5 separate regions of the Mus musculus genome follow, and all the other regions are linked to region 2. A link is a loop called in an ENCODE intact Hi-C map of the cell type or tissue named here. Cell type or tissue: heart. All regions are shown on one strand. Each heading gives the region's core, and the rest is flanking DNA. Links, peaks and the distances in the headings are about the cores only. Region 1 overlaps Cemip2 (cell migration inducing hyaluronidase 2). Region 2 has its middle 170 kb from the start of Cemip2. Region 3 overlaps Cemip2 (cell migration inducing hyaluronidase 2). Region 4 has its middle 100 kb from the start of Cemip2. Region 5 has its middle 25 kb from the start of Gm38486.

What was found. A loop is a pair of places that touch in the nucleus more often than their neighbours do. Peaks named below come from ENCODE experiments on the same cell type or tissue, not always from the same donor. Only the 100,000 strongest peaks of a DNase experiment are listed, where the experiment ranks them.
Region 1: it touches region 2 in a loop (4-fold over the local background); 6 of 42 quality-filtered maps call a loop at or near these places.
Region 3: it touches region 2 in a loop (5-fold over the local background); 6 of 42 quality-filtered maps call a loop at or near these places.
Region 4: a loop joins it to region 2, with 4 times the contacts of the local background. A loop is called at or near these places in 6 of 42 quality-filtered maps.
Region 5: a loop joins it to region 2, with 4 times the contacts of the local background. A loop is called at or near these places in 6 of 42 quality-filtered maps.

What each region holds. Positions count from the first base shown.
Region 1 is chr19:21,816,736-21,821,735 of GRCm38, reverse strand. Cemip2 (cell migration inducing hyaluronidase 2) reads right to left here. Exons shown (of 24, transcript NM_001033759.2): 12 at 3,725-3,813. Among named protein-coding and RNA genes, the nearest start is that of Cemip2, 41 kb to the right of the region's middle. In heart, for the core only: no CTCF peak of the experiment used is centred there; DNase peaks (open chromatin) are centred at 1,375 and 1,935; H3K27ac peaks cover 322 bases.
Region 2 is chr19:21,940,918-21,946,957 of GRCm38, reverse strand. No RefSeq gene overlaps it. Among named protein-coding and RNA genes, the nearest start is that of Cemip2, 170 kb to the right of the region's middle. In heart, for the core only: a CTCF peak has its summit at 3,309 (motif pointing right); DNase peaks (open chromatin) are centred at 3,357, 4,457 and 5,087; H3K27ac peaks cover 2,064 bases.
Region 3 is chr19:21,851,506-21,857,545 of GRCm38, reverse strand. Cemip2 (cell migration inducing hyaluronidase 2) reads right to left here. Exons shown (of 24, transcript NM_001033759.2): 22 at 5,167-5,321; 23 at 1,784-1,887; 24 at 1-1,391. The coding sequence ends at 1,195. Among named protein-coding and RNA genes, the nearest start is that of Cemip2, 76 kb to the right of the region's middle. In heart, for the core only: a CTCF peak has its summit at 2,532 (motif pointing left); no DNase peak of the experiment used is centred there.
Region 4 is chr19:21,879,821-21,885,860 of GRCm38, reverse strand. No RefSeq gene overlaps it. Among named protein-coding and RNA genes, the nearest start is that of Cemip2, 100 kb to the right of the region's middle. In heart, for the core only: no CTCF peak of the experiment used is centred there; DNase peaks (open chromatin) are centred at 2,600, 3,050 and 3,480; H3K4me3 peaks cover 896 bases; H3K27ac peaks cover 3,138 bases.
Region 5 is chr19:21,568,460-21,574,471 of GRCm38, reverse strand. No RefSeq gene overlaps it. Among named protein-coding and RNA genes, the nearest start is that of Gm38486, 25 kb to the left of the region's middle. In heart, for the core only: a CTCF peak has its summit at 3,099 (motif pointing left); a DNase peak (open chromatin) is centred at 3,081; H3K27ac peaks cover 956 bases.

The DNA.
Region 1 (5,000 bases), core at 1-5,000, 120 kb after region 2:
GGATCCCCAACCTTCCTTCTGCTGCGGCATTTTAATGCAGTTCCTCATGTTGTGCTGACCCACAACCATAAAATTATTTCACTGCTACTTCACAACTGTAATTTTGTTACTGTTATAAATTTTAATGTAAATATCTGATATGTAGAGTATCAGCTATGTGACCCCCACCTCACCAAAGGGGTCATGACCCACAGGCTGAGAACCACTACTCTAAATAAAGACACACAGATATTATAATGCAACATGTGACCCCCTGCTGCAGCCCCCTCATCTCTTCTGAGCATCTCTATATAGCCCAATGACTGATCATTTACACCAAAGCTGGGTCCTCAATTTCAGCTTTTTCACTGGTATTTAGAAAATGCAGTTAGGGGCTAGCAAGATGGCTCAGTGGTTAAAAGCACTGTCTATTCTTCCAGAGGACCTGGGTTCAATTCCCAACCCCCACATGATGGCTCACAACCATCTATAACTCCAGTTCAAGGGGATCTGATAACCTCTTTTGGGTTATGAAGGTGGTACACTAACACACATATAGACAAAACATCATGATGGTTAATTTCTTTAAGATTTATTTTATTTTTATTTAAGTGTATGTGTGGTCCTGTGTCTCTGTGTATATATATACACAAAACAAGTGCCCATAGAGGCTAGATGCTGGAGGTACAGGTGGTTGTGAGCCACCCAACCTAGGCTGTGAACAAAACTCCTGTCCTCCGAGAGCTGCAAGCGCTCCTAATGGTTAAGCCATCTCTCCAGTCTCTCGGTTGTTAATACTGCTGACAACTTAGTGGGATTTAAATCACTATAGAGAGACATCCCTAGGCATGTCTGTGAGGAAATTTCCAGACTGGGTAAACTGAGGTAGGATGGCCCACCCTAAATGCAAGTGGCACCAGTCTGTGAAAGAGTCAGCCAACACCAGTGTTCCTCTCCCTCTGACTGATAACTGTGGATTCTCTGTGCTCAGCTGCCTCACAACCTGGCCACTCACTGAGCCTTCCTTCCCTGCCGTGATATCCCTTCTCAAAGTATAAACAAAAAAAAAAACCCTCCCCCCTCTCCAGTTGCTTCCTGTAAAATATTTGGTCATAGCAATGACAAAAATAACTAATACAATCACCTCCCCTGATTTGAATGTACTAATTAGTTATAATGCACTGATTGGCTACCATGCCTCACCCTACCCCTTTTAAAAACTTCTTTATGAAATTCCCCAACTTCTAATGAAGTTTCCCAATCTTCAAATTCCCACTGTTTCCCATCTTGAGGACTCTGATAATTGGTGAGTCAGCTTCCTCTCTGAGGAACGGGATGAGTGTATCTGCTAGATCCCAGGAGCCCGGTGTTCAGCTCACAGCCTGATTTATTTATTACTCATTTGTGTCCTGTCATTTTTACTCATGTCTGGGTTGCATGAACACACGTGGACATAGTCTGCACACTGCTCCACACATACATACAGCTGCCAACTATCTAGTCATTCCCCTTCTATAATTAGCTCTGAGGTTACAGCTTACTAATGGAGTCTAGTTCCTTAGTATGTCTGCATTTGAAAACTGGTAAGAGAACTCAGAGTATGAAGGAATAATTACCATTTTCATAATACGTACAGGTTTATCTAGTAACAAACTTCTGAAGCCATAATGAGGAGTCCAGTTACAATGTCCACAGCCTCTTAATATACTTATTCCTCCATCCATGTACATACTATATACAAACATATAAAGTACATAGCGTGGCCTTTGCATACATGCATACAAACATGAGGGAACAAACATGTGTGGAGGCAGGATGCTCCTGTCAGCTGGTTTCCTCACTCACGACTCACATTAGTTTCATGACAGGGTCTCTCAGTGGACCCGGTGCTGCATGATTCAGCTGGACTCTGTTCAGCAATCCCAGGACTCCCCTTACCTCTCCTGGCACCTCGCCTGCCTTGTAGGGAGGTTGCACTGACATCTCACACTTGTGACGCAAGCCCTGAGCCAGCTCAGCCAGCAGGCTTAGATAAGTTCTTTCAAGGCAGAAAAAGAAGCCAACTGTTTAACAGTTTTTCTGGCACGAACTCATTGAAACTACCAACTATAAAAAACCTTTTTAAAAGCAGGTGTGACCAGATTTGGTAGCTCCTTCCAGTAATCCCAACACTTGGATGCAGAGGCAGGCAGGCCCTGTGAGTTCTAGACCAGACTGAATTCCATCTTGAGTCTAGTCTCATAACAAACATAATAAAAAATACACGGGCAACTTTCCAATAGCAACTTTGTAGGGGTTTTTTTTGTTTGTTTGTTTGTTTGTTTTTTTTGGCGGGGAGGGCGGGGAGATTAGGCCAATATGCTAATTTTATTTAGTGCTAACTTGATATACTTGATATAAAGTAGAGTCAACTAGAAACAAGTAACCTCAACTGAGAAATTTTCTAGATCAGACTAGTCCATTGGCTTGTCTGTGGGGCATGTTCTTGATTGCTAAATGAAACAGGAGGGCCCAGCCTACTGTGGGTAGCACTATCCCTAGGCAGGTAGAAAGCAAGGGAGAGATCCAGTAAGCAATAGCATCCCCACAGGGTCTCTGCATCAGAATCCTGCTGTGAGCCCCTGCCACTGCCTCCCTCAGTTAGGATGTAGCCTGTGAGTTGAAATAGGCCCTCTCCTCCCCAAGTTGCTTTTTATTACATGGCGTTTTTCATCACAGCAACAGGAAGCAAAGTAGGACATCCAATATTCTTGCTTCATAATTTTATTCTCATCTAAGTGGTCCTCCTTAAGTTTTGGCCCATTTTTTTGGCATCCCAGGTTCATCACCTTGGGGCCTTAAATGTTCCCTGATCACTGCTCACTGCTCTCGAAGGTTTCATGCTTAACTTGACCTTCGGGGTCCTGTGCACAATTCACTATGTGGGCTTTGTCCGGCTTCTCCTAACCTCATCTCTCAACAGTGTAAGGCGAGTCCTGCCTTGCACATTAGATCCGATCCAGCCACCTTTAGTCTGGCTCCTGCTTTATTCCCTTAACAACTGGGCCGGTCATGTGTCTTTCCTACATCTAGCAAAAGCCTTTGCAATGTATCTCCTTTCAACTTCATGATCCAGTCAATAAACGTGAAGTACAGAAAAACAGTATGTTCCTGGTTGCTACTGAGTGTGACTTCAGGTTGCAACATTGACCAGAACACTTTCTATGCACCTGAGATGCTTTGTGTACTTTGGCTGAGAAAGAGAGAGAGAAAGAGAGAGCGCCGTAACACTGGCCCACATTCCAAACACGTTATGTGGTTACATGGGAGAGTAACCCAGCCCGCCAGGAGGTTAACCTGAGGCTACCAAGGAGAACTAGAGCCAGCTTAATCTGGGATCATTCCCTTGAAACAAAACCCAGTGCTCTACCACATCTGCGCGTTCACTGTAATTCTATACGCTTAGGTTTCGGGGAATGACTTGTTTTTCAGGGAGTGAGTCTTTGTTCTCAAATCTGAAACCGTTGTTACCCTTTCTCTTTCTGTTTCTCTCTGTAACTCGCTCTCACAACCATCTCCACTGTGAAAGAGGAACAAGGAAGCCATCAACTTCCTCGGCATTTCAGAAAGATAAATGCCTTTATGTGAGCTTACAAAACTTCATCTACATATGCTGCCATCAAAAAGCACCCCAGGTGCTCGAATGCAAATGATCTCCCCCTGAAGGTTAAGCCTAGGTGTACAATGAGGAGAAAACAGACCCTACCTTGCACTGTTATCCAGGCAGAGGTACTCCCTTGGGTCAGATGCACTGGCGTTGGTCGTTTTGACACCTTTGTCCACAAATAAACCAGCCTGAAATACACAAGGGGCTAAAGTGAAAATGGATCCGAAGGTACATCCACATGCATAAGGAGCTGGGAGAATACATCTCGGCTTCTCATTTCACCCAGACCTGGAAATGGGGGGCTGGGGGGAAACAGTGGCAGGGGAGCAAAGGGGCCATGAAAAGTGATATTTTTAGCTTATCCATCTGGCCATTCAACAACCATTTAGTGTACACTTAATGTTTTACATGGTGATTAGCCAAAATATATATATATATATATATATATATATATACACACACACACACACATATATATATACATACATATATATATATACATACATATATACAGACACACACATATTCATTCCCTGGCAAAATGAGACCTAGATGCAGCTTCCTCGGGGCTGGGAGAGGACGTCAGACTACATGATGCCAAAATTCTCGAGGCAGGGAGGAACGGAGAAACGCCATCCGTCATTCAGGAGGAAAATGAAATGACCCAGGTCCCTCCCAAGCAGAGAGGTGACAGCTCAGTGTAACTGATGAGCTCTCTGGGGCCAAGAAAAGAAGCTTAGATAGCCTTGATTAGGTCAAACACGGAATGAACTAGTTGTTGAATTCGCTGAAATAGAAATGGAGAAATCAGGCAAGGATTTCCATTTTGAATGTTTTAATGCATTCATAAAACACTAAGGTATAACCCTGTAAACAGCCATCTCAACATGGTAGCTGACCTGGGCTAGGTGAAGATTCAGCAAGCCTTGCATGCAAAGCCACAGGGGCTGGTCTAAGTGCACACGTGCATGATGATTGATCCCGACATAGCATGCTTCTTTTTACGACTCCAAAGGTTCAATTTCCTTTGGTTATAAAATATTCCGTATAATCGTTCCCAAATTTAACAAATTAAAACCTAATTATACCCTCAGATTTAATACTCTTACAATTAGTGAGATAAGTGAGTGTGTTGTCAGGGCACATGACACCAAGAATTAATTAGAGATAGTTTCCACATCACAAATATAATTTTGAAAAATTAAAGATTTTTTTTCCCTTTGAGATGCTACTTTCTAAATATTAGTCTTAGTCAATTACTCAGCTCACAGCAATAACAGCAGGTTTTTCTTGTCTCAGTTCAAGGAATTCAGTTTCTTGTAACACTTAGATTCAAATGCTGTATATGCACATTGTGTGGGGGGTGCGGGGGAGA
Region 2 (6,040 bases), core at 643-5,642:
TATTAGCTGGCAGGCTAGCTGAAGCTGCACAGATCTCTCTTTTTATATCCCCAGTACACAGCACAAAAGCTCACAATTACTCTCAATGAAGAAACCGGTGGCTACACTCCACCTGTCCCTTATTATCCCCAAGGTGCAAGTGTGGATGCTGAAAAGCAGCCTATACAAATGGGGATCCGCCCCCTTATGTTATGGCCTTGTCCGGTGGTTGGAAGTGTCCCAAGCATGTCTCCTCCCACTGTGTCATGTGACCATTTTCTGGTTTTAGATGTCGTATAAGTGAGTCACTTCCTGTGTGTATCACAGGGCTCTTGCAGTAATTGAAATGGTCTGAGCCTGTAGTATCTCTTCCTACTGTGTCATCTGATCCTCGGTGATTTTTAGGCAGATCTAAAGCCTCTTTCTTAAGCTTTCTTGTACAGAATTTGATTCCTGGTGTGGAAATAATGAGGCAGTGGGACTTTAAGAGGGAACTGGGTTCTGGGATAATCATACCCAAGGGGATTAATGCTGCTCTCATGGAGTGAGTGAATTCTCTTGGAAGCCTCTCACTCTCCCTTGCTTCCTATTTTACCAGATTTCTGCTCTGTCTTCCCACAGGCTCCCACCAGGTTCTTCATCAAACAGCAGAAGAACCTCACCAAAGACCAATCCAGTGAAGTTGCCTATCTTAGACTGTCAACTTCTAATACTGTGAGGTAGGCTTTTTTTCTTTTTTCTTTTTCCTTTTTTCTTTTTTCTTTTTCCTTTTTTCTTTTTTTCTTTTTTCTTATTCCTTTTTTTTTGGTTTCTCGAGACATGGTTTCTCTTTATAGTCCTGGCTGTCCTGGAACTCACTCTGTAGACCAGGCTGGCCTCGAACTCAGAAATCCCCATGCCTTTGCCTCCCAAGTGCTGGGATTAAAGGCATGCACCACCACTGCCCGGTGAGGTTTTTCTTATTATTATTCTCTCACACATTATATCCTAACCACAGCCTCCCCTTCCTCTACTTATCCCACCCATCTCCCTTCTCCTCCAGATCCACTGTTTCTCTTCAGAAGTGAGCAGGCCTCCAGGGATATCAACCCAACTCCATATAACAAGCTATAAGACTAGGCACAAGCCATCTCATATCAAGATGAGGCAACCTAGATTTGATATGAGCAGGCAAAGAGTCAGAGACAACCCCTACTCCCATTGTTAGGAGTCCTACAAGAACGCCAAGCTGCACAACCACAACATATATACAGAAGGCCTACCTCAGACCCATATAGGTTCTGTGATTGTTGCTTCAGTTTCTGCGAATCCCTCTGAGCCCTGCTTAGGTGATGATCTGAACCATATTCTTATGGTGTTTTTGACCTCTCTGGCTTCCTCTCCCTCTTCCTTGAGGTTTCCCCAGGCTCCACCTAATGTTTGGCTGTGAGTCTTTGCATCTGCTCCCAGCAGTTGCTAGATGAAGCCTCTGTGATGACATTGGGCTATGCACCAATCTATGAATATAGCAGAATATCATTAGGAATTATTTCATTTACTTTTTTCTATCTTCGGTCTCTGGGCTATCCAGCCCTTGGTTTCTGGCCATCCAGGCAGTGCCATATGTGGCTTCCCTCTCATAGAATGGAATCACATTGGACCAGTCATTGGTTGGCCACTCCCACAAGTTCTGCACCACCATTATCCCAGCACATCTTGCAGGCGAGACAAATTGTAGGTCTAAGGGTTTGTGTCTGAGTCAGTGTCCCAGTCCCAGTCCCAGTCCCAGTCCCAGTCCCAGTCCCAGTCCCACCACTGGAAGTCTTTCCTGGTTACAGAAAACGGTCAGTTCAGGCTTTGTCTCCTCTATTACTAGGAGTCATTACTAGGATCATCCTCATATATTCCAAAAAGTTTCCACAGCACTAATACTGTGAGTTTTTAAAATCCTCTTTTCTGTGCTTACGGCCCCGCCTGTGGTATGCTATTGAAAGACTCCAAGAGGAGCCCCTCACTCAGGCCTCAGGACAATAGCGGACACCCAAGAACTCACGACAGACCGAGCTTGTTGCAAACCACATGAGGCTTTATTCGGGGAAAGCCAGAGCTCTGGGGAGGACTCATATCCCACGCAGGGGTAGAGGAGTCGACCTCGAGGGTAAAGAGTTCCCAGTTTTTATAGGCCCTCAGGGGGGAAAGGAGAAGGGGGAGATTAGGGGATTTCCAGACCTAAACAATGTCTATTCTCAAGAAATGGGTATGGGAGGGGTACAAGGAAAGAGTCTAATGAAGGTGCAGCAATGGGCACACACCTGGTCAGAACATTGGCAGACACACAGGTTCCAGGAGTGGCCAGAGCATTGTGCACCTCTATTTTTTTAAATCAGTGAAGCTAGTTCTGCTAACACTGACGTCTATCTTGCCAATTTCAGGGCTTCTGTGTCCTTTTACATTCTGCCAGGATCTTTCACTATCATAATAGTGGAGAACAGAAAAGCACACCATTGCGCATCGCAGCTAGGAGCTTCAGGGAGATCCTAACTGCTGTTCACACGAGGGTGAAATGAAACCACTGTGAGACAAGCAAGCCTTCAAGCAGTGTGATTGTGTGCAGATGCTTCTACGGCGGGAAGAACTGTGACATCACAGTCAGATCCATGGTTCTTTCTCACGTCTCTGGAAAGAAGCTGGGAATTCCCACAACAGCCTTTGTACCATAAAAGCTTCAGAAGGGGCTCTACGAATCCTATCGTGTGCATCGAACTTTTGTAAAAACCATAGTTTCTTCAAGAAGTCATTTTAGATTTTTAAAGTCACATTCTAAAACTCTGTCAATACATGAAGAGATGGTGTGGTCTTAAAATTCCACTTTACTAAGAAGGCTTTCAGAATTTTCCTCATCTGGATGATTTTACTCGTAAATTGGGTTTTATTTTGAATACATGCAGACATAATTCTGTACAAATAGAGCTTTTCTGTTCATTTTTTGTTGGATTTTTTTTTATATTTCTTATCTTCCTTCTACATATATCAGCCATAAGCCCCAGTGAACAGCCTAGTCGATGTCCTTTCACATATTATTATGTCTGCATAATTATGTTTAATCCTGTACTTTACCTGTGCATTGTTCAATATGGGAAACCTTTTTTTAGGTGGTGCCCTACAGGAAGAGGCTCTGATTACTTAGGGCCTTTGCATCCTGCTTCTCTTTTGGTCCTTCATAGATATTCTTCTAGGGCCTCTGGGGTGACTACCATTCACTCATAAATGACTGCAGAGTATTCTCTGGGCTGCAGATATTGTGGGATCTAGTCCTGCTCTAGCATGGGAAATGTTCCCTTCCCACGGGCCACTAGGGAGCACTGTCAGAGCAGTGTCGGCCTGGGTGAGCAGCAGCCAGCTTGGGCAAGACTCAGAGACACATCTGTGACTACACGAACCTCTTCATCCTCAGCTGAAGATGCAGCGTTTGTCCCAACTTTTCTCCCAAGCCTTTCTCAAGAAGAGAACCCAGAACTCACTGGCTTTCTCTAACCAGGTCTTTACCTGTCATTTCAGCCATGGGGATGGGGGTTAAGACAGACTCAGGTTTCTTGTTTGAGTCCCCTACGGTTGTTGACAGACACAGAGAAAATGACTGATCAGAAATGTTCTGAACTGCACAGCCAATGAGAACAGTTCCTGTCACTGTTGCCACTTCAATGCCACCGCTCAGGACAGAAGATTCCAGAAAGCAGGCTAAGAGCTTGGCATCCATTACCTCAATGGATAGTCACAGAAATCTCAGGATATAAGGACACTTTATATTCTATTATACAAATGACATGTGTGACGTAGATATGACAGGTTCACATATCAACACAGACCTTCTTAAGACAGAACATGAATTTTCTCCTTACACCTTAAGCAGGTCACTGCGTGACTATTCCTGAATCTCCATGTCTTCTCTGAAAAAAACAAAAAACAAAACACAACCCTCAATCCAGGCCCTAGGTTTGCTCACAGTACGCACCTTGGCACATGGCAGATCTTCAGTGTAAGTTCATAAACAAACAAATGACTGGAAGAACTGTGAGGGGTCTCTGGAAGGAGCAGAGTCAAACTACAGTCCTAATGACATTAAAATATATAAAGAAAAGCCAGCAGATTTGAGTTGTTTCTTTCAGAGAGGATTTCTGTGACAAATTCATTTACCAAACCAATTTAGCAAATAAAGGGGCCCTGGCTCTGCTCTACAGCAGAGCCTTGAGAGCTGTTTGCCCTGTGGATCCCAGCACTGAAAACTGAAAGTGTGCCCTGGGCTATTCACACAGAGCACTGTGCTAGCTGCTGCCGAGAGAGAAGGCTCAATTTTTTTATTAAAAGTGAAAATACTCCAGGATCCAGCTTTACGCAGTGGCCGTTAAAGGGCTAAAAGGCAGGAAATTTTCGCTTCCATCAGAAAAGTGTGTGGTAATCACGGACATTACGTTTCTCTCCGGAAACACACAGACATTGACTTCCTTTGGGTGTGCTTATCATTTTCCTTCCTTTCCAGAAAGTGCATTCATTCTCCTGGGGAAAGAAACGAAGACCCAGTGATGTAGAAGCCGCCAGGACCACAAGTGCTACTGTTCTTTCTCGTGTGCTGTTTTCTTTCTGTGAACTCTGAGATGCCACTAATGAGAATAACCAATTACTACATCTGTTGACCAAGAGCAGGCTCCGCTGCCCATTAACACAGCCTTCTCTGGCCAGTCACTCTAATGAGAAACTGGGTAATTGCAGGACTCTTGGTCAATAGTTGAGAATTTTAGTTTATGTTGAATTTACAGCCAGAAGTGCATTTGTTTTGATGTTTCAAGCCTAATTAGATTTATTTTATATATAAAGAAATGCCGACTTTTTTTTTCTTTTTGTGACCCCAAATTCTAGATATATTATGTACATCAAAGAATAAGAGATTGAGATGGATGCTCCAAATATCATCTGCTTCGAGTCAGAGATAACTATATCCCACTCATTCCAGGAAGTCAACCAGCCACCTTCTCTGATATTGCTGAAATATTCCATCCTGCCAACTCTTGGCACAGATTGTTTCCTTGAGCCCCAGAAGCTATTGTCTTCATTTCCTCTGTGCTCGGTTTAGCTTCTTGTGGTCATTTTCCCTACTGTGGAAGGAGGAGCTGAGTTGGTTTCCACTGTCTCCAGTTTCTCTATAGGCTTTTGCCAAGATTTTGTTTTGTTTTTTTTTTAATTACATGTGTATGCACACATGTGCATATATGCATGTGTGTGTGCATATATATGCATGTGTGTGTGCAAGTACATGAGTGCTGGCTTTTCACTGCATACATCACACTGCCTATGTCACTCCCTCTGCCTGGATGTCCTGCCCTTTCCCACATTGGCTCCCAACACTTGAGGTCCTTTGTGACGACCTCCTCATCTCCACACTGATCACTGTCCTAAGGAGCACACATACTCCTCTAAAGCTGTTTGACACAAAGGGTGGTCACAAGACAGGAGCACAGACTGTGATATTACTAAATGTGAGCAACACGGGGCCTACTCCTGACTACCTGAGATGCTGCAATGGGGTCTTGCATCTGGATTTTAATAAACGTGGTGATACTGAAAAGTACACCTCTAGCATAGTTTAATCTTACACAGACCTTGAGAGTTGTGTGTGGGTTTAATTGAGCAGAATAGAATCAGAATAGTGTGGAGGTACAATCTTAGGAGGGACTGTATCAGAGCCTTGTCTGTGCCTGGCTGTGCCATAGGACTGTGCTATAGCCTTGTCTGTATCTGGCTGTGCCATAGGACTGTGCCATAGCCTTGTCTGTATCTGGCTGTGCCATAGGACTGTGCCATAGCCTTGACTGTATCTGGCTGTGCCATAGGACTGTGCTATAGTCTTGACTGTATCTGGCTGTGCCATAGACTGTGCTATAGCCTTGTCTGTATCTGGCTGTGCCATAGGACTGTGGTATAGCCTTATCTGTATCTGGCTGAAATTGTCACCCTTCACTGTTGATTGTACTTGGGCTTGTGAAAGGTAGGCAACAAAATTTTTTAAAGGTACAGGGACATACCTGAA
Region 3 (6,040 bases), core at 596-5,595, 89 kb after region 2:
TCCACCCTAAGAAGGCATCTCCTTTCTTTCCTTGAATACAATATTTATGGAGGAGCAAGCGGGAAACTCTCTGGGATTTTCTGGTAGGACAATGAGCAGAGCCGCTTGGAAAAAAAAAAAATCCACACAACAAGACAACAAAGCACAGGTACAAGACCAAAACCAAGGACAGGTTTCCCTTTTGCAAGTTAGCTTTTGTTGACAGAGTGATTTTGTTTTGTTTTGTTTTGTTTTGTTTCTTTTGAGACAGGGTTTCTCTACGTAGCCCTGGCTGTCCTGGATCACTACGTAGACCAGGCTAGCCTCAAACTCTCAGAGATCCACCTGCTCCTGGAGTGCTGTGATCAAAGGCGTGCACCACCACACCTGGCTTTCTTTTGCAAGTTCAAATGACAAGAGTTTTACAGTTTAGGAAGTGGCTTGCTGCTTTTAAAGAAAATTAATTCAGTTCCGCTCTGCGTTTTAAAGGTCAAGACAGGTTAAGGATTAAAGCTGCAGAAAAAGTTCCACCTGGATGCAAGTAATAGGTTTATGTTGTTGTTTCTTTCTTTCTTTTTTTTTCCTCAATGGTTACAGATCTAAAAAATTTCAAAAGCCCTTTTGTCCCAATAAGGTTCCCTCTTTGAAAGGTGAACCCTCAAAAGTAATCAGTATACAAGTGAATAAAAAGAGCACATGACCAGGCAAAAAGGACATGTGCTGGGCCTGAGTTGCCACTTAAAACCATATCTAGCATCACATAAAACCCTCGTGGGCTGTACAGAAATGAGCCCCAGACATCACTGAACAGGGCAGCGACTGGAGTTAGCGCAGGACTGAGCATTGGACTTCAAGTATCTGAAATGCTAGAGCAGCCAGTCCTCGAAGGAGCAAGTTCAAGGAGCCCTTGGACTCCCTGCACCCCACTATACAAAAAGCAAAGCACCCCCGATGTGCTTGTCAAAGCAAGGGCCACGAGACCAACTGCTCTCTGAACGCAGCAGCCTCAGGAAGACAAAAGGGCTCTACCACCTGCACAGTGCCAAGGCCTGCAAGCTGACACTCAGGTAACTGCTTGGATTCCTTCTCTCCCTTTTCTATCAAACAGGAAAATGGTTCCATCGGGTTAACAGTGTTGTCTTAAAATGCCATAAATTAAATAAGTTAGTTCACATTTTTTTTTTCTTTCCCAGCACTTAAATTACAACCAAGTCTCTAAAGCACTTTCAAAGCCTGCTGTAACAGGTCAAGGTCTCTTCTGTGGACACTGCCGGTCCGGGAGCACCCATATTCCTCCATCTGCAACGGGAGAAACTGCTCAAGCACTCCGAGGCCCTGCTCATCGGGACTGGTGAACAGCTTCGTCCATGACGGTGCGAAGTTTCCGCTGAATCCCAAAAATACGACACTACCTATAAAAAGAGAGGGAGAGAAAAGTTAAAGTGTATAGCTATTTCCTACAAGATAACGAGGGAAATGAGTCAGAGTTGAACAAAACAAAGACAGGATTTTTTATATTTATATGTGTGTATATATATATATAATTATAAATACAGATATAGATTTAAAAAAAAAAAAACACCTGCACACCTGCACTTCCTTACATCAACAATGAACTCCTGCCTCCCAAATGACAAGCCATATCCCAACACACTTTCTTTGACACAGTCCTTTATCAAGAAACAATTTTTACAATGCTCACTGCGGGCAGAGCTCATGAGAATAGTCTAGCACACAAACACCACCAAAAAGATACATTCACTGCAGCATCATAGGGTCATCCCAGGATACTGCCAATACAAACCTTTGCTGTACAGATGTGCTGGCTTGGCCAGTCCCAGAACTGCTAATGAATCCGAGATATTCAGCTGCTTAATTTCTCCTCTTGTGCTCAACAGAACGATTGACCTGTGGGGTCCAAGTTAGACAATCAGCACGGAGGCGGGTCACACAGCATGGCATACCAGATAAAGGCAAATTTGGAAAGGAAAACAGAGAGATGCCTTTCAGCCCGACACAAGTCCCAATTCCCTGCTGCAAAGGGAACTACTTCTCATGTTCTTGGAAGGGTGATAACACAGGGAAACCCACAAGAGTCACGTAGGCATGAGGGCAGGCTGGAAGCCAGCCTTCCAGGGTTAGTGTACTCAGTGGAGAGTGGTCTCAGTTTCTCTTGGGTGCTCTACTGCTATCTGTGTCAACACCTCTATGATGAATAGGTGAACAGGAACTCAAAATGGAAAGATAAAAGCGGGGGTGCCGACCAGTACAGTGTTGGTCTAGCATAGAGAGGGGCCCTAGACTTCCCAGAGCTACCATAACAGTAACAAATAAATAACAACAAATTACGATGCTCTCGATGGTTTAAAACTTGTTTTTATTTGTTTCTTTGTTTTAATTGCCATCTTTAGGGCTACTGAGAAGGCTCAGCAGTTGAGAGCAGTTGCTGTCCCTGGACCAGAGGACCAGGGTTTGATATCCAGCACCTACTTGGCAGCTCACAACCACTTGCAACTCCAGCTCTAATGTATCTGATGCCCTCTTCTGGTCTCTGAAGGCACCAGGCACACACGTACATATGAAAAATAGTAAAATTTAAAAAAAAAATTGTCATCTTCACTGTACAATAAATCAACACAATACTTAAGAGCTGTTTGTGGATTCCTGCTTTCTTTGCTGGTAGAGACTCTATGGCTCCAAGGTTTATTTTAGTATCTGACCAACAAGCTTATTGTATTGGTATAATTTCTTTAAAAAAAAAAAAAAAAACAGCACTCTTGGAAGTGGACTGCAGTACCAGCTGCCAAGTACAACAGGAAAGCACACTGTTTACTCCCTGTTATAGAAAAATGTGCGACCTTCATAATTTACTTTAGTTAGGGGCATCTTATAGTGTTGATTTCCATTCAGAAAAAGAATCCCTCTTTTGAACTCTGGCTGTGATTCCTTTAGCAATGCAAATCCTTCATGTGGGATTTGACACGTGCTGAAGACTGGGGTGAGGCTGTGGGCTCTTGGTTGCAGTCTTCCTAAAGCAGTGGTGACTAGACTCAGAATAACTACAGAGGACTAGCCACAGCAGCCCTGCAGATCTCAACTTCTTCATAGGATGGAATTATCCAGCTTATCTGGAAAAGTCCTTAACACTCACATATACACCCATGCTATAACATAACTTCTGTTTCTTTGCTTTTGAGAAAGGGCCTCATTTTGAAAGCCTGTCTGGCTGGAACTTGCTAGGTAGACCTTACAGTGACCCTCTGTCTCTGCTGAGATTATAAACATTATAAACATGTTCCTGTACCCCTGGTTCCTGCCCTATAACTTCTCAACACTGTTACAATGCAGTATACATACACAGCAATCCTAGGGTCCAACACACAAGCTTCAGAATGAAGACTAAAGAGCCATATAGCCGGGGCTGGAGAGATGGCTCACCAGTTAAGAGCACTGACTGTTCTTCCAGGGATCCTGAGTTCAATTCCCAGCAACCACATGGTGGCTCACAACCATCTGTAATGGGGTCTGATGCCCTCTTCTAGTATGTCTGAAGACTGTAACAGTGTACTCATAGACATACAATAAATAGATACATCTTTAAAAAAAAAAGAGCAATATAGCCAGCAGCCAGAGGGAGAAGAGCTTACTCTAAAAAGCCTCTCCTTGGGTAGAGGTTTTTAAATCTTCGGTGTACAGGGTGCCTTGCAAAATTGTGTTTTCTAATATTTACGGTAAGATTTACATCCTAGGTTATTTGAAGAAAAGTGAGTAGATAGGTTTTTAAACATTGAGAAGAATCTTTAAAGAGCTCAGAAACCTCAGAAAGGAATTCTCTAAAACTATCTGAACCATGAGACAGACCTACAGTTGCTCCTCTTATCCACGGGGTCTGCACACATAAATTTAACGGGCGGCTCATCAGAACTATTCATGAAAAAGCACCAAGCACCACCCGAACGGTGCAGTGGGCGAAGCTGCCTGCCGTGCCACGCCCGATAGCCTGACGTCAATTCCCAGAACCCACATGGTAGACAGAGAAAAACAGTCCTGCAAGATATTCTCTCATCTCTGCGTGCACCTTGGCATGCACGGGCCCACATTCCATCATATATATACAGAGTAAGCATAATGAAAAGGGGGGTGGGGTCTGCACGTGTTCTGAGTATAAACAGACGTCTTCCCTTATCACTGTCCCCAAACAATACAATATAGCAAGTATTTAAATGGCATCTATGTGGGTCTTACCATTATATAGAGAGATGATCATGATTATATGCAAATATTACACCATCTTAAGCAAGGGACACGGGCATCTGCAGATTTGGGTATCTACAGGGAAAACTCAAATCACACTTCTGTGGCTACTGAGGGAAGATTACTGACGAATGACCCCCTCCACACACACCAGACCCCCACCAACCCCCACATACATGCATACACACAAATGGCATGAACACGTGCACACAGAGTTTATGTCAAAATAATCCAAAGACTGTATAGGCCTTATTAGGAGGTAGGTAGTTCTGCAGGCTACATATAGCATCAGATCAATGGAAATGACTAGAAAGCCAGGTGAGGCTCACTATACAGGAAACAGGAAATGTTAACCTTAAAAGCTGCACTTAACATCCACCACAAAGCAGCAAGGGTCTGGAAATTCCTCTCCTTGTCCTCCTGCCTGGTCTGGACAACAACAACAACAAAATCAGACCCTGCCAGTTGGGTGGGAAGTAGGTTGGTAAAAGAAGCATTAGTAAGAGCTGAGCAATGAAATTTTTCTCTTCCCAGGAGCCTTCCTATCAGTCACAAAATCTAGCATCCGGGGGCTGAAGAGATGGCTCAGCGGTTAAGAGCACTGACTGCTGTTCCGAAGGTCCTGAGTTCAAATCCCAGCAACCACATGGTGGCTCACAACCTTCCATAATGAGATCTGATGCCCTCTTCTGGTGTGTCTGAAGACAGTTACAATGTACTCATATACATAAAATAAATAAATCTTTAAAAAAAAAAAATCTAGCATCCGGGATCTGCCAATGGCCCAGGGATCAGCCTGAGGTGGGAAGGGATATCTCAGGGAGCCTGGAGTGCTCATGGAGTAAGCAGAGCTCAGAAGTAAGCATGTGCCATGGTAGCAAGGAGTCATATCTTGAGGTAGTTCTTCTCTGGTGCAGGGCAAGCTTGGCCTACCTTGGGGGGATGCTAGCCTTGAAATATTCTTCCATGTGACTGACGTCTGCAGAAAGGAACATCCGCTTTTCCTTCACCCGGAAGGGCACACTGCAGGCATCCACAATGAGGAGGAGGGCACCCGCACTCCGGAAGGTAAAGTCAGTACCATTGACCTGAGGATACGAAAAGGCCGCACGGTGTCATCTCCATTTCAGAAACATCCCCAGGAGGGTCGAATTCTCTCAAGCTCCTTCTAAACCCAGGATTCGAGTTACCCTATTGAGTTTGGTGGACACTGTCTCCCTGAAATGTCTACAGTGGCTCCCGAGTTCCTCTGGATCTCGGTTTCTTCAACTGTAGACCATAACCCCATGTAGAGTGCCATGACTGAAAGGGTCTGCGTGCATAAAACCCAAAACTCCATGTAAAACATAAAACACATAATGCACCCAGGGTATTTCTGGCTGTGCTCAGCCTCGTTGCGTCACGTGACTTTACCAGAGCTTTGATTCTAAGCACACAGCACGTGTACGTTCACTGTGCATGCTAACACCAATAGCCCAGCAAATGATGCTTCGGACACCCCAGCTGAGTCAAGGAGACTGCACCCTGCTGCCTGCAGTGTGTTCAGTGCACAAAGTCTTTTGCTCAGGTAGAAAAAGAACGGCTGAATTATGGAAAACAAAACCCTTCCTCTTTTCCTACCGTCTTTCTTGTGCGTCTAAGTACCAACTGGAATGTACTGTGTTAGAATGTTTGATTTTTAAAAATTTGTTTAAGATGCTGACTCGTGTTTCATTGAAAAAAAAAAAAATCACACAGTAAATTTTGGCCTGGGGTTAGGACAGAATTCCCAATAATTTCTTAAATGACCTTAAAAATCCTTTTGACA
Region 4 (6,040 bases), core at 491-5,490, 61 kb after region 2:
TAGTTTGGGTTTGGGGGATATGTCAAGAGAACTTTTTTAAGAAAACGAGAGTTGCAAGAGGTGTGGTAGGCTATCAAAGACCTATGCGATAACCACAAAAGGTGTAAGGCCAGGAATGAGACCATAAGATGAAGACTGTTATATTAGCCATCATTTTTGCTATTGTAAGCAAATACCTCACAGAAATAGCTTCTAGCAGGAGATGTTTATCTCAGGTCACAGTTTTAGAGGGATTTCAGTCAGCCACAGCAGGGTGCTCATAGCAACAGCAACATCTCTGTTCACAGCGACAGGAACAGAAGGCCATGGTTGCCCATATGGCACAAACCAAGAATCAGAAAAAGCAGACCAGAACCTGAACCAGAGAAAAGCTTCAAAGGCCCAGCCCTAGTGACCTAGTTCTAACAACTAGGCCCACCATTCCCAAAGAGTACCACTAGCAAGGGGCCAAGTATACAAACACAGGAGCCTGTGAGAGACATTATAGACTCAGACATAGCAGATACATAGTAACCAGGGAAGACAAAACAAAATACTGACATTTTCTGTGCAATCTCTTCATAACCCATACTGAACAGTATCCTGAAAGTACCACTGTTAATGAGCAATATTGACATACTATATGCGATCAATGTAAAGTACTTTGAATAAAATGTAAAGAACTATTAGAGAACTCACAGCATATGTGCCATGGTTGATGGATGTAAGTACCTGATGTTTACTTTCGCCATGTTCCTTGAGAGGGGCTCATAGCCCTTCTCACCATAATACGTTTGGCACTGCTAATATTTTGTAAATGGTACAAGAAACAAAGAGGGATTCTATTTAGCAATGTTTCTAAAGGTGTTTCTGTGGTAAATGTCTTCTGTTGAACATGGCGGGGGGGGGGGGGGGAAACAGATGTTAAATAAATAGCAAAATCATATCAATTCTTGATCCAAGCCCAGTGGGACACATCTGTAATCCTTTCACTTGGGACGGTAAAGCAGAGTAATTATGAGTTCAAAGCCAGCCTGGACTGTATAGTAAGTTTGAAGCTAGCCAATGTGGCTCTATGGAAACAGTTGACTCCATCTCAGAATCTTGACCTGCCTTCTTTCCGGCAGGCAGCAAAGAGGCAGCAAGGGCATCTTTTATTTGCCAGGAGGGACAGCTTAAATGGGAGAGTGGAACACTGCATGTTCCAAGAAGCAGGATGCCAGCCAGTCAGGAGAGGTTGGCATTGTTACAACCGTTGGGTCTCAGCAGGCATCCACTGCCCAACTGAGAGAGTTGTTAGTAAATGTTATGGGATGTCAATCATGAACAGTCCCGTGCAGAGCCAGTCTCTAAAGAGTAGGCCACCCACAAATAGCAGCGGGAGCAGCACACCTCCCATCATTGGCAGGCCTGGAAGAGCTCCCTACTTGCTGCTTATGTAACAGATCTCAAAGGCCAAGGCTCTCAAATTGGGACTAGAGACCCCTGAAGGCAGGAACAAACACTCTGCCTGGGAAGCAGGAGCGATGGAATCAAGAGTGGGTTTCCTTGTGTGTGCTGGGTTTATCTCAAGACATGTCTTCCTTCTCCCAAGAGCTTCTAGGAACAAAGTCCCTAGCCAGAACTGAGGACCCAACTCCAGCCCAAACCTGACTGTGAGGTCTTATCTTCAGGCTTCTCCCTCCTAATGAGGACAGGAGGGTCTGGGAACCAGCCATGCATGAGACCTGGGAGCTAGACTAGCAAAAATCCAATGAGCACTATGTTTACACAGAGCCTGTCCCAGTATTCAAATGAGATCGTGAATGGGACCAATCAGGAGTGAGCTATAAACAGTGACAGAGAAAGCCTGTCAAAACCTGAGAGTGTTCTCAATTCAGGCTGCTTTTCTGTGCCACCCCAACCCACCCACCACCCACCACCCGCCATCCACCACCCACTACCCACCACCCACCACCACCTAAGTGTTAGAGAAAATGTGGGGAAAGTGGAAAGAGAAACACCAAGAAAAGATCTCTGTTTATCCACCCATTGTGGCTCTACTTGCCACCAGGCCAAAAAAAAAAAAAAAAAAAAAAAAAAAAGGGTGGGGGGTTTAACTTGGATCAGCATTAGGACCCATCCATCATAGCCTTGATGGTAGTCAGGAAGAGGGGGAGGGTGACTTGCTTTAAAAAAAAGGTAAAAATAAATAATATAAATTATTTAACTGACAAAATAATATTCATAATAAATCTATATTTTTTCTATACTTAACAAAAGAAAGGGAAACTTATAGAAAAACAAGAACTGTTCTAGGCATATGCAAGACTACATAGTTCACAGGAAGGTCAAGGGTCTGAGAGAGTGTACCTAGTTAATAAAGCAGTGCTACAATGTGGATGTGGTGCAAGACGAGGTTCTCCAGTTACTCTGAGGTGGACTACATCTCCTCTCCATATCCAGCTCACCAGGCCTCTCGCTGAACTTACAACTTGGCCAACAAAAAGGAAAGAGAGATGCTTTCTGTTTATTCTAGGTTTCTTTTTTCTTTTTTTTCCCCCCTCAGTATTTTGTTTTGAAACTCTGGTGGAAAAGCTTTCTTGAGACCTGGCCAGCCTCTATGCTGCAAAACTTTCCAAACAAAGGCTTCAGGCCTTAGGGGTTTTTCCAGGTCCTCTTGATTCCTGTAAGCTACTTGGGCTTTGTTCACATCACCTAAGCGTCTATTTCTATCCCTGCTCCCTATGCCAGCTCTCTAGACCACAGCTTCCTGATATCGGCTTCCCAGGTATATGCCCCTCCCTATCTGGAAAGAGAGAACCCCAAGAAGAGGTCACTGACACTAGGCAACATCTGACAAAGGGGAGGTGACTGTCAGGAAAGGGAAACTGAGTCATGTTTACCTCCTTTCTACCATCCTTCCTTACTGCAACCCTTTTGAATGGGTCTCAAGAGTTTGCCTGTGTCTAAGAAAAAAAGCCAGTGGAGGCCCCTAGCAGCAAATACCAAGTATCCCTTGAGGAACTATTAGCATTGTGGCCAGACATGGAGCTCCAATTCAAAGACTGCCCACATTCCTTAGGTTTGGCTGTGCTGCTAGCCACAGAACCGGAGACAGGAACACTCAATGGCTAGGAACACTCATTGGCTACCCGGCTAGCCACAGAACCAGCCAACACTCAACAGCTCAAATGTCACTCTCTCCCTCAGCTTGTTTCTCTTCCTAGAATTCCTATGGAAATTTTCCTATGAAATAGATCAGAGACAATGAACAAAGAGCTTTCCCTTGAGCAATTATCTTCCACTCCCTACCCTTTGGCAGATGAGAAGGGAAAAAAAAAATCACTCGCAGATTGCACAAACAAAATTTGGTTCTAAGGCATATAGGAGCCGAGAGAAGTGGGCAAGCATTCTTCCATTGGTTCAATTGTCTGATCTAAATGAAAGTGAATTCTTAGGATTCCCACTTCAGCTAGCATCTTGGAGCAAAGCCAGCCCTCAAACAAAAGCACTGCATGACCTGCCAACAGGGATTGTCACCAGGAATAAACATCTGTACACTTAACTCACCCCAGAGCTCTGGGAAGCAGGAAATCCAGGCATTTGTTATTTCCGTGGAACAAACCAACCTCGATACAACAAGAGACAATAACAAAGCAAAGTGACTGACGGGAAGAGAAAGAGGTGTGACTGATGGAAGGCAGAGTGGAGACAGGACAAGGGTTTGCCCTCAGGAATGTGAAGAGAAAAGAACGCATGACTGGCATTTACAGCCACATCTTCTAAGCACAAGGTTTTACTTACAGGCAATCCCAGTATGCTTGCTTGACCCTGGGTTTCATTTTTTCCCCCTTCACAACAGAGAATAACTTGGGAAAGCTTGTTTGTCACAGTGATTGAAGGTTATAAATTTCAATGACCACATGTATATAAAAATTAAGTTTCATAAGATATTCATGGTTTCTTGTTATTCGGAGATTTTAACATCTCCAGTTACATTTTAGAATCATGATTGCATTTTACAGTCTCTGTCATCAAGACATGATTGAGAAAGTTGCCGGGCTGGTGAGATGGCTCAGCGGGTAAGAGCACCCGACTGCTCTTCCGAAGGTCCAGAGTTCAAATCCCAGCAACCACATGGTGGCTCACAACCACCTTTAACAAGATCTGACTCCCTCTTCTGGTGTGTCTGAAGACAGCTACAGTGTACTTACATATAATAATAAATAAATTAAAAAAAAAAAAAAAAAAAAAGAAGCTGTTTTAAAAAAAAAAAAAAAAAAAAAAAAAAAAGAAAGTTGCCGCTGTTAGTATGTGTAGACTATATTGAGCCATAGCTACTCATATGATGGCATCAGAAAATAACCACTCAGACCCAGTTCCTAGTCAAATGGGACTCTATTCCAGCCAGCTGAGACTATACCCAAGTGTTCAGGGACCTAGGCAGAGCCCTAGGAGTCCAGAGTCCAGGGGTTTTAAAGGTAAAAACCATATCTTGGTATTTCACTTGGCAGCTGGAGAGGGTACATCACAGAAGCAAGCAATTTAACAGACTCTGAGAAAAAGCTGGAGGTTCTACAGAAACAGGTAGTTTAACAGAAGCTAAGTTACCTAGGACATCCGACCTTGGGTTCCTAGAATAAAATTGGATCATTTTCCCTGGAATTCTCCATCAAGGAGATCAAATTATAGTTAACCCAGACATGGCCCCAGCAAGAAAACAAGATGGAGGAGCCTCTGCACCCATCTTCTTACCTGGTCACAATGAAGTTCAACATCACTTTAAAGTCTTTTCAAACTAGGTCTATGGTATTGACATTAACTGTTGCTTAGGTGTTTCTGAAAATATTTCAATATGCTCTGACATTCAATCAAAAGGTTTTGAATATGTAGAAAGTCACAGAAACAGGGTAGTGTAGGGTAAATGTGATCTGGGGTGGGGTGGGGTGGGGTGGGGTGGGGTAGAGAATAGTCCAGTGTATGTAGCAGAAGATACTGGCAATGAGCAGAAAAGTAAGTGTGGTAGAAAGAAAGAAGCAATGCACCTCATAACAGCCAGGAGCTTCACGTGAACTAAGAAACATGTGCACAAATTTTGTGATTGAGGTATATAAATAATAGCTGCCTATTGCAAGCCAAGGCATCATACCACACCACCAGCTCCATATCTGCAGACATAGCTCCAGGTCCATAGCTCAAGAACTGTCTTTGCCTGGTGAGTTCCTGAAGTGGAAACTTAAGGGTTCTTTGGAAAGTCATTTGGATGGTGTTTTGCTTGGGCAAACAAGTGAAGGAACATTTAGCTGAAGCAGACACAGGAGAAAGGATGTTCTGCTAAAGCAAGCATGTGAAAGAACACATGATGAAGGATTCTTCAATAATGGCATGCATATATGGTCTGCCTTACATTGTGTAGTTGAGCTACATTTGTAGGGACTCTGTAGAGAGAACTTCTGGTGGTGTGCTACAGTTTCTTACTGCTTCTGTGGACTCAGGCTGATTGGCAGAGAGATGACAGCTGAGACAGACGCATGTGCTGAGGCAAAACACATAGTGGACATGTGATGTTTGGAGGGAGCATAAATAGGACTCGACGGACAGTAATGGAGGCTGAGCTTGGCTTGCTTATAGAGCTAGCTGTGCAACACTTATGGGTCCTGTGTCTTCGCTGATCTTTCCTTCATTGAAACAGACATAGCCAAGAATGTTTTCTGGTGCTCCTGTTGGCCCAAGTCCCTCCTGCTGACTTGTGCTGAGGTTGAGGCCTGGTTGTTCCTGAGAGGTCAGGCCACCGCTGCTGCTGATTTGACCCGTGAAGTATGTGCAAGTGGACTGAGCTGCTGCTGCTAACCTGTGAAATGAACTGCAGATTTCCAGACACCACAGATGGGAGTTGCCCCAAAGAACCTTTCTAAACAGGTCCACTTTCACCACCACCACCCCCCACATCCTTTCTTTTCCACTACCTCTGGTGAATGGTGGGCTACAAGAGAGGTTAAAGTTTTAAGAACCATCATTAAAAATAGGCATTTGAAAAAAATTAAAGTTATAAGTTTCTCCTCCCTCCTCCCATCTGCCG
Region 5 (6,012 bases), core at 1,013-6,012, 370 kb after region 2:
ACTGAATTTTTAAAAACCCAACCTTGTAGGAAGGGAGAGTGTTAGCGTACATTTTTTTTGCAACCTACTTTTAATAGGGGTTCAAACTTTCCTCTAGTCCACCACCCAGCAGAGGTAGTGGAAGAGAAATAGTATTAGGACATGGGAGAAGTAGACCTGTTTAGTAACAGTTCTTTGGGGGTGAACTTGATCTTCAGTTCAGTCCCGTAGCAAACACCAAATATGACTGAGCTGCAGACCAGTCCGGTAGGCAGGCAAACACCAGGCACAAACCAGCAGCTGTAGGTCAATCCTGAAGAAACTTGTCAGCTAGTCTGAGGTGAAACTACAGAAGCAGCAAGCTGCTGCAGGAACCTCACGAGCAGTTCTTAGGTGAGTTTCTCTCAATGGCAGCATTACCACAAGTTGAGCTCAACCATGCTATTTAAGGTGAACAAATACATGTGGGTCATCATGGAAGAATAGTGAGGTGGAGCAGAGAAGCCGAAGCTCAGTCCTCATCTCCCACTGTCTGTGGGGTCATATTTATACTCCTTCATCACAGGTCCTTTCATGTGTTTGCTATATCAAAACATCCTTTCACCTGTGTCTGCTTCAGGAAGACATTCTTTCCTGTGTCCGCTCCAGCAAAACATCCTTTCTCTTGTGTGCCCTAGCAAAATATAATTTGACATACTAACTTTCCAAAGAAACTAGAAGTTTCCACGTCAGGAAAATAACAGGAAGTAAGAGTATTAAAAGAAATTTGTCTGAGTCAGGTGGCAGTGGCACTTGGCTTTTTTTTTTTTTTTTTTTTTTTTCACCCATCAACTGTCAGTTTGAAATTCTTAAGTCCCTTCATTTCATGTCTGTCAAGCAAGATACTAGCTCCTTAACATATGTTTAGCATTCATTTTAGGTGTATGGGTATTTTGCCTCCATGTATGTCTGTGTACCACATGCATGTCTGGTGCATACTGAACAGGTTGTTTTGATGAAGATATATGTCAGTAGCTGGAGGGGCGGGGTGCACACCTTTAATCCAAGAAGTGGGGAGGCAGAGGTGGGCGAATCACTGAGTTTAAAGCCAACCTGGTCTACAGAGTGAGTTCCAGGACAGCCAGGGCTACACAGAGAAATCCTGTCTCAAAAAAGCAAGCAAGCAAACAAACAAAAAGTGTGTGTGTGTGTAAAACAAAATTAATGAAAACAGAGACCATGGATTTGAAAAAGATCAGAGAGGGGTACACAGGCTGGGATGGAGAAAAGGGAAGAGGAAATGATAGAACTATATTCTACTTAAAAATGAAAACAAAATTTTAAGAAGAAAAACAAAATTACTTTAGTTCATTAGTCACCCGGGGAGAATAAAACGCATGGCGTTGCACCTGCGAAAGAATTATCCACCATCATGATGAATGTGTGCACGCACACGGGTGAATGTAGACTGGTGACAAGAACAGCTTATCCTGAGAAAGTTTCTCTCTCTTCCCCTTTCCGTCGTCCCTTCCCCCCAACCCCCACCCCATTTGCTCCAGTTCTCACACTCCATAGAACTGTGTTGCTTATTCCTTTCAGGATTGCTTCAGCTCTGGCTTCTTTCTCACACCTCCTCGTTAGGTTGAGTGACAGGTAAAACGCTGTTGTCTGAGATGTATCCGGCAGAGAAGAGAGTGGGGTGTGGATCCGCAGCTACCAGAACTTGTTTGAATCCCTCTTGCTCTGTTGCTCTCCATCTAGCCTCCATCTTCTGTGTATCGGGATCTAAACTGATGTTCACGGAGGAGCTTCAAGTGGGTCTGGACACGGCCATCTTCTCCCCATCTTCCTCGCCTCCTACTGTTCTTGCAGTAATCTAGGGCCCTTGGGTGTTTGGGATATAAAGGAGCTTTTTCTGGTCTCCCCTCCTCGAGGGCAGAGAACAACAGAAACTAAATAAGAAGCGGGGGGCTATGCATGGGCATTTAGTAGCTCTCAAGTAGCCGAGAGATGATACATACGGTAACTAGAGATTAACTTTCTTTAAGGGAGGCCTCTTGTGCAGATTTTTTTCTTTCAAGAATGACCAACAGTTGTGCCAAGCCCTGGTGTTGATATAAACACCATTCTGGCCATTGAGCACCGATTTCTAAGAGCTTTTTCATCCTCTTTGACAAGACACTTCGTCCAAGGAAGACACAGTCCAGAGGTTAAATACAGAAGACATCTGTATTTATTAGACTGGGTGCTATCGGGAAAGCTGTAGTTATGTTAAAAATAACATGCGATTCAAAGTTCACAGGATAAATATAGCCAGCTGGGAACAGATGAGTAATGTCGGTATGGTGGGCTGTGCTCCCAACCAGGGGGTGCTGAGTGTTGGAATTCAGTTTTACTTTTGATATTCCTTAGGCATTCTCAAGGTACAAAGCAAAACTCTGCTCTTGGGACTGGAGGCAGACATGACATAAAGAAGGGTCTGTTAAGGAAATAAAAGTGTCCTTCTATTTTACGACTACATTGCTCGTTCGGATTGTGCCGTTCTTGTATTCCGCACTGTGTTTCCATTGACCTTTTCCTGGCACGGCCGTGCTAAAACCTCTTCCGATAATCAAAGTATGTAGACAGCTACCCTGAAGATGGGAACTGGAAAAGACCAGCTAGCATCCAGGACTCACGGCCACAACATATAAGTTGCATGGTTGCTTGGCTTAGCTCTGTCTGTTGTCTTTGCTTGATATGGTGTAGGAATTGAGCCCAGGGCCTCTCCTGTACCCGGCATGCTTTGTCCCAGAGAACTGCCTTTCTCCCAGGGAACTGCGCCCCCATCCCCCAACCTAATTTTTAAATTTCACTCTTTGTTTTTCCTTTCTCTTGTGGACTTTATAGAAAGGCTCCCTTTCAAAATTCTAGCCATTTTACCTATTTTTAAAGAAGGGTCTTAGGTTCTTGTGGATCAGCACAGGCAGTACACCCTGGGGACACATTACTAGTGCACATTCTTTGGTCCACCCTACGGACCTACTGTACCAGGAACTGTGGGAATGGGACCCAGCGACACTGAGTTAACAAAATTCTCATGTTGGCTTGAGAACCACAGTTCCACCAGAACTAAGGGAAATCGCGCCCCCTGGAGGTCGCATGACCACAGCCGCCAGAAGTAGTTGCATCAACCCAAGCAGTCTAGAGGCAGAGAGGCAGCAGGGTTTGCAAATCTTACTGCCTCTCTCCATACAAAGTGACGACTGCAGGCAGCTTCAGAGGCCCGGGATTGATTTAACTATAAAGGATGGTGCCAGTTTGAAGATGGGTGAGTATGGGTGTATTAAAAAATAAATGAGTATTTGCTGATCTGTTTATCGTTTCCATTTCTGGTACTTGGTTCACTTCCGTATTCAAAATCTTGCAAGGGACCTCCATTGAGCCTTGTCTCAAACCTCTGCAACAGGATCCTGTTCTCGTATTCAGCTCTTACTTGCCTCCCACGTGGAGAAATGCTGCTTGCTTTCTTCTGTGTTTATGCTGCCAGGGCAACAGCAGGAGCCGGTATAGGCCTCTGACAACTGTGCTCTTTGCTGGAAGCAGCCCCTGCAGGGCAGGAGCCACCATTGATTCCCTTTGATCCTGCCTTAGCACACTGTTCTTGGTGAGAGGTGTGAAAAATACTTTCAAACGAATACATGGACTAATTCAGCCCGTAGTCTGCATGCGCTAGGCATTTCTGGAATGGCTCAACCGGCTTCCTTCACCCAGTTCCTCTCAATGTGAAATGCCTTATGCCCAAGGTCAATAGGGAATACCTCATGTCTATCTCTAGCCTGTCTAAACCCCATCTGATGAATTCACTGAGTCTCACTGTTTTGGGGATGAGTACAAGAAAAAAATATATGTACATATATATATATATATATTTATATTATATATATTTGTGTTGTGTTGGTTGAGGACTTAACACATACCACATCGCCTTAATTTTAAAATCAGTTTATGAGGAAGATATTATTATTGTTATTATCAAATGTAATGAAATGGATGGAAACAGGGCTTAAATAATTTGCTTAGGAAGTAGAGTGAGAGATTTCAAAGCTAGTACTAAAACCCAGGTTTGCTCTACCCTTAAGGTCAATTGTCTTAATTTAAGTCTACATGGGTAATAGACTAAGTACAGATATTCAAAATGTTCAAACTCAAAAATTATTAATATAAATAGACCATAGAAATCTAGACTGACGTTTTGTTATTCTTTTTAAAACAAGATCTTACTACACAGTCCAGATTTAACGTATATCTCAGTTGTCCTGGCATTACATACATGCACTACCATGTACTGGAAATTAGAATTGATGTGCTAGTCAGCGAATACAAATACACTGATGTCCTGCCAGTTAGGCTTTTCTCTAGGAGCAGAAAAATATAGGGCATGAATAAGGTTGACAGGTCCTTGATCTTTAAAAATTATTTTCTTTAATCCCACCACTCGGGAGGCAAAGACAGGAAGATTTCTGTGAGTTTGAGACCAGCCTGGTCTACGGAGCAAGTTCCAGGACTTCCAGGGTCACATAGAGAACCCCTGTCTTGAAAAACCAAAATCCCAAAACCAAATAAACCTAAAAAGAACTATTTTGCATTGGGAAGATTTGATGGAAGAGTCTGTCCTGGGCAAAATGAAGAAAGCACAGGCCCTGAAGCTAGGGAGACTGGAGGGAACCAATGAGCAGAAGCCACATCCACAGACCCCCATCCTTGCCCTTAGGAGGACTAACTCTGATCAAGACGCCCTGGCATAGGTTCTGTAAAAGAAGGAACCCAGCCCAGGCTGTCCCAGAGTGTAAGTCTATGACCATAGGAGGGAAAGTCAATCCTTTTGGTTTGTGCCACTAACACTGTCCCCAGAGCCTGAAAATGAGTGAGACTTTAGCAAAAACTCAAGTAATCTCTCTCTCTCTCTCTCTCTCTCTCTCTCTCTCTCTCTCTCTCACACACACACACACACACACACACACACACACACACACACACGAGAGAGAGAGAGAGAGAGAAAGAGAGAGAGAGAGAAAGAATAAAGTATGTGAGTAAACTGATCTTTTAATTAATTAATTAATTAATTAATTAATTTTAAAGACATGGTTTCTCTGTGTAGCTCTGGCTTTCCTGCAACATACTTTATAGGCCAGGCTGTTCCACTCACAGAGGCAGAACCAGTTCCCAGGTCTTTCTGGATGTGCCAAGCACCAGCAGCATCAGAAGGTGGGCCTGAGTCTGTTGGTAACAACACACCAGAGAATAGCTCCAATCTAGCAGTCCATGAAATTATATGTCCTTGCCTAGATGCAGACAGGGAGGAGCTACCTTGTCTGTAGCAATACCAAGCAACATAGCAAGGCCAATTACAAATGAACCTGCTTTTTGTTATCACAGTGCACGTACAGCTAGAAACCAGGTTAATGACAAAATGTACCTTCCTACAGGGGTGGGGGTGGGGGCGGGGAGCAAGCATTTCCACAGCTGTCTCCAGGGCTGCTGTGTCACTGTCCAGCTGTCTCCAGGGCTGCTGTGTCACTGTTGTAATCTTGGGTTCAGTTAATGCCATCCTTTGTTTTTTTCCTTGCTCAAAACTTGACATTCCACATGGCTTCCACTCACTTTCTTTGACCTACACATCAAGTCACTTCTTTCTGTCCTCCAGGGTACTGCCACCTTCTTCTTCTTTTCGCCTTCTTCCTCTTTTTCCTCCCCCTCTTCCTTTTCCTCCTCCCAGGTGTTTACAACCCCAGTTGGCTGTCTCTTGAGACCATCTGAGACAGGTCACACCCTCCTCTCTGGGCTGTGCATGATTAACATTCTGAGGTTCCAGGTTGTTTCCATAGTTGCTACAGCTCCATCAGAGTTTGAATAGCCCACCTAACCCCAGCCTTTCTGGGTACATATGTGTATGTGTCTGTTGTTCCTTAGTGTCTGTCCTGGATATGTCTGTGTGTCTGCCCTTTCTTCATTCCTTCTCTGTCACTGTCTAGTGATGGTTCCATGACCAAGCCAAGTAGGATGTGGCAGTAG